Regions from separate parts of the Mus musculus genome. Here region 2 is linked to region 1. Evidence: chromatin loops called from intact Hi-C (ENCODE). Cell type or tissue: gastrocnemius. All regions are shown on one strand.

The links. A loop is a pair of places that touch in the nucleus more often than their neighbours do. Peaks named below come from ENCODE experiments on the same cell type or tissue, not always from the same donor. Only the 100,000 strongest peaks of a DNase experiment are listed, where the experiment ranks them.
Region 2: it touches region 1 in a loop (2.2-fold over the local background); 15 of 42 quality-filtered maps call a loop at or near these places.

The regions. Positions count from the first base shown.
Region 1 is chr6:115,270,823-115,273,322 of GRCm38, reverse strand. All of the region lies in intron 10 of Syn2 (synapsin II), which reads right to left. Among named protein-coding and RNA genes, the nearest start is that of Timp4, 20 kb to the right of the region's middle. In gastrocnemius, no CTCF peak of the experiment used is centred here; a DNase peak (open chromatin) is centred at 1,268; H3K27ac peaks cover 2,500 bases.
Region 2 is chr6:115,048,168-115,050,667 of GRCm38, reverse strand. No RefSeq gene overlaps it. Among named protein-coding and RNA genes, the nearest start is that of Tamm41, 12 kb to the right of the region's middle. In gastrocnemius, a CTCF peak has its summit at 1,438; a DNase peak (open chromatin) is centred at 1,435.

The DNA of each region.
Region 1 (2,500 bases):
AGTCGGCCTCCCGTTTCCCTCTCAGTGCCCTCTGCCCTCAGGAGAAGGCCCCAAGCCCTATTCCCACCTCAGTGCCATCTCTTCCCTGCTCCCCACTGCCCCCGTGTCTGAGGCTGGCCATGTCTCTCCTCCCTGCCCCGCACTGCCCCTGTGGCTGAGGCTGGCCATGTCTCTCCTGCTCCCTAGGGCCACTTTTTAGCTCAAATACCCTTGAAGTAGAAGTGTTCTCTTCCCAGTGCTCAGCCATTCAATGATGACATGACTCTAACTGTATAGAAGTTTATACAGTACCAGGCCTGGCCTTTGCATTATCCTTAGTACCCCACAGCAGGGAAGCCCATCTTACCTGTCAGCCACCTTCAACAACAAAACATCCCTTTCTTCCAAGACTCTAACTGGTTCCAGAAGACCTGCTCTGAGTTCTGACACTGAGATACACACTTAAGCATTAAGCCAGTTGGTGGCCACCTACGCCACTCATGCATCAGGGTCCCTCTAAACTAGCTTCCTAATCCTCCCCACTCATCTCTCCAATCTTTGTTCCCTATGGCCACTGTTCCCCTCTTAAAACTTCTCCCTAGACATGCCACTTAATTCTCCTGAAATTTCCCGAGTGTTTACTGTGTCCCACGTAAATGGGCCTTTATGTGACCTGTCCTTTACACCTCACAATGCTGTATGTAGTAGAAGATGTTATACCAAGATTCCCAGTTGCTCCAGCACAGTGGAACTAACCTTTCTAGCCTTCAGTTCCCCACATGTCCTAAAAGAATGCATGCCTTCTGGTCCCAACCTTATTGATAGTCTCTTTCCGAGGTCATGTGAAGCATCTAGACTGGTGCTTGCCAGTGCTCTCCCTCAGGCCTCACAGGAGGCACCCACCATGCAGGCTGACCCTGGCTCTCCTCAGTCACAGAAATACACACGTGAGACATTCAAGGATAAAATGAGCCCCAAAGTGCCCTTCCCAAGGCTTTGGGGAGAGAGGCCAGAGCCTGGGAATGTGCCTTGGCTACCCTTGATGGCGCCTGAAGAGTTTCTCCTGTCCCTGGTTCCACTGAGGCTGGGGATGGAAGACTTCTCAGGGGCTGAGGAAGCCAGGAGGAGAGTCCCCTAGGACTGTCCCTTGCCAGGCTGAGACACTCTGGCTCCTCCCACAAGCCTGCTGTCTGCTAGGGGCTGAGGGCTTATTCCCTGTGGGGTTTGGCTACCACGGGATCTGTCTCCAGTCACCAAGAGCCTCCTGGGATGCTGAATTCCACAGAAGTCTGGCCACTCTGGCGTCACTGCCAAAATTTGGCATATAGCCAGCCCAAGGCAGGACCTCGTGGTCAGCCTGAGCAGCAGAGTTTCTCTCAGGAAGCTGGTTGACTCAAACAGGTAAGAATGTTTAGTCCAGCTCCCGTGGCCAGCTGCACACACACAGGGAGGAGGAAAAGAGCCTTTTAACTGCCTACAAAACAAAGCCCCGTGAAACCGAGCTTATGGAAAGACTGCAAGTGGCTGTCAGTCTGATACCACTGCCTAAACTAATGTGGCTGAAGGTGCATTTGTGTCTTAATGGGGGAGGGGAGCCCTCCCTTCTTGCTTGGTCAAGCCTCCTTAGAAAGCAGTCACCACGCTGGGCACCTCTTTGGAGGGGTCCATTGGTAGGGTCTGTGAAGAGATAGGGGTTGAGAGACTGGAAACACTTTCTTTATGAGATTTGACAAGTTACATCTCTGCATCTTGGCTTCCCCAAATGGTCAGACTACAAGGATTAAACGATGATGTGACCCTGGCAGCACCAGAGTTAGTGTCAATCATGTCAGTGGTAGCCTAGGTAACACTGACTGTCCCACTGTGAGAACTCTTCAACTAGCACCTAGAAAAACTCTGGCCAGAGATACTATATAGGGGATGCAAGTTGTCACAGGCAGATGAGTTCTGCTGGCTCCTTCGTCTCTAGGCTTCCACTAATTCTTTGTGCATTTGAGTTCTTTGGATGACAGAGGTAAGAGATAGCAGTGCAGTCTTGAGGCAAGAAAAGCCCCAGGGCTGCTGGGCCTGAACAGAGATATCCCGAAGGCATAGGGTTTGAGGGACTCCTCGGTGAGGAGAGCAAGCTGCCGCCCATAGAGGTTTGGTAGGCTAATTAATATCCTGCTCTGCTGGGTCTGTGGGGCTTTAGCAATCAAAGGGGCTGGGGGGCAGAAGAGATGAATGTCCCATGAAGCAGCTGGTGAAGTGACAGGTCAAGCATCTGGCTATCAATGGAGGAGAGCAAGTTTCCTCATACGGCACCACGAGTGCCCAGGTTTCCCTTTCTTTCCTTCCCCCTCACAGGCATACCAAAAAGCCCCGGTGCATGGTATTACACAGACCCTTCTGAGCTGGGGGTCAGATGGTCCAGCTCTTCTTAGCAGCCAGGTGACTCTGGATAGGTCATCTTCATTGTCTTTCCTGATATGTCAACACATAAAGAATTACAACCTCCATATCTCACATAAGAGTTTTGAGG
Region 2 (2,500 bases), 220 kb after region 1:
ACTTATGAGAACTGTCAATGCAGAATTCTATATGCAGCAAAACAAAACAAAAATTTTAAATCCCCAGAAATGAAGGCGTTGAGACAGTCTCAGAACAGAACTCATGGCCAGCAGGTCTGGTCTAAAGGAAGTTCTTTGAGCATCTTCTTCCAATAGTAAAAGAAGACAACGACGGAAAGGAATTTAGGATTTAAATAGAAGAGAAACCACAATAAACATATGTGGGAGAGGGAAAAATGTAACAGAATAACAATATTTATTCATAACAAGAATTTTCAGTATCTCAACTTAATAACAAAATAATAATAATAACAATAATAATAATAATAATAATAATAATAATAAACGGAGGTAGCCTGTAGCCTGTCCTTGAAATCACTCAAATGATGAGGGACAGCAGAACAAAAAAAAGGGATGTCCACTTTCCCCATTCCCACTGATGCGGAGGTCAGTGGACACATTGAAACAAGAAAATAAAGGGCTAGAGATGGTTCAGCAGTTAAGAGCACTGCCTGTTTGTTCTTCCTGAGGTATTGAGTTCAATTCCCAACAACCACATGGTGGCTCAGAACCATCTGTAATGGGATCCGGCGCCCTCATCTGATGTGTCCGAAGACAGCAACAGTTTATTCATATACATAAAATAAATAAATCTTAAAAAAGAAAATAAATAAAGATGTTGAATGAAAGAAATTATATTGCTCATAGGTGCAGACAACATGGGTTTCTATGAAGAAACTGAAAGGAATCTCCAAGAACTTATGGAAGTAATAAATAAGTTCAACAGGGTTATAGGTTCTAAGACAAGTATACAAAAATAAAAAAAAATTAAATTGGAGTAAAAAGTCAAAAATGTGTGCTACTTACTAGAGCTCAAAAATCTCTCGGGTATTAATTGAACATACCACGTGTAGAATCTATTAGCTGACGAATACAAATGAGAAGTCCTGCGTCATCTCCAGCAGGTAGAAAGCTGGGGTGCCACAGCTTCCATTCGTACAAGAAAAGGTTAGGCAGCTTGAAAAACACTGCTTTCCCTGAACTGAGGCAAAGAGCTCCTGCTCCCTGAGATCAGGACACACAAACAAATCCAGAGACGCGCACACAAGAGCTACTTCCCTGAAATAGAAGATTCTGGAATCGGGGGACTGTTACCATCATGCTAAACAGTAACTTTGATAAACTGCTGAAGAGCTTGGACTCACACGTGAGTGAGGGACCCCGGGGGACACAGTCTCAGAGTCGGTTAGTTCCGTGAAACTCACCAGACATAGTTGTGAGCCTAAAACATTCTTGTCCTGGTTTGAGAAGAGGAAAAGGGAATCAACCACCGTGGAAGAGATCAGAACATCTTCTGCTTTGAAGTACCACACCCCAGGGTCTTTCAGAGTCCAGGTCCACCTGCAAAAAGGGCATTTCCCTGACTCTGGCGCCCCCTAGCTTTCCTGCATCAAGCCTTGTCCTAGGGTCTAAGAGGCTGGGATTTGACCATTTAATCCCCTCCCTGTATTTCCTGGCTTGCCAGCAGTGCCCAAGGGCAGTAAACAGATGATAGTCACAAAGGCCGGAAAGACAGACTCAGTCTGACAGGGAATAGCTGGGAATGACCAAAGACAGAGAAAGGACTTTAGAGGCATGAGAAGCTGCAGTACAAGCCACCTTAGCAAACATTTAAAAGCCTACCCGTCCAGGTCAGCATGGAAACCACACGCTAAAGAACTACATACTTAGCACATGGAAGACATACTTAGCACATGGAAGACATACTTGGCACATGGAAGACATACGCAGGTGGATCTCTGTGAGTTCAAGGCCAGTCTGGTCTACACAGTGAGTTCAAGCAGCTAAGGCTATGTGGTGATACTCCACCTTATGAAAGAAAGAAAGAAAGAAAGGAAAGAAAGAAAGAAAGAAAGAAAGAAAGAAAGAAAGAAAGAAAGAAAGAAAGAAAGGAAAGAAAGAAAGAAAGAAAGAAAGAAAGAAAGAAAGAAAGAAAGAGGAAAAGAGGGAAAGGGAAAGGAAGGAAGGAAGGAAAGGAAGGAAGGAAGGAAGGAAGGAAGGAAGGAAGGAAGGAAGGAAGGAAGGAAGGAAAAGACATACTTCAGCTTCCATTTTCTGATACTCTTGTGCCACTTTCAGCAAAATATTACAAGGTTTGCTAAAAAGCAAGAGGAAGTATCAGTCTATGGGCTGGGGGCAGGCATGGCTCTGTGAGTGAAGCATCACTGCCTGAGCAAAGACCTCAATTTAAATCCCCCAAACCCAGGAGAAGCTAAGGTCTGGTGGTGTGCCCATATTCCCAGGGCTCCTGTGGTGAGATGGGGCGTAGAGAGAGGGGAATCCCTGGAAGTTTTGCCAGCTATTTGGTGTATGCAGTGACCAAGAAGAGAGCCTGGCTTAAACAAAGTCAAAGGCACACACATAGATACCTGAGCTGTATTCCTATGCCGTGGCATATTCACTCTCTCTCTCTCTCTCTCTCTCTCTCTCTCTCTCTCTC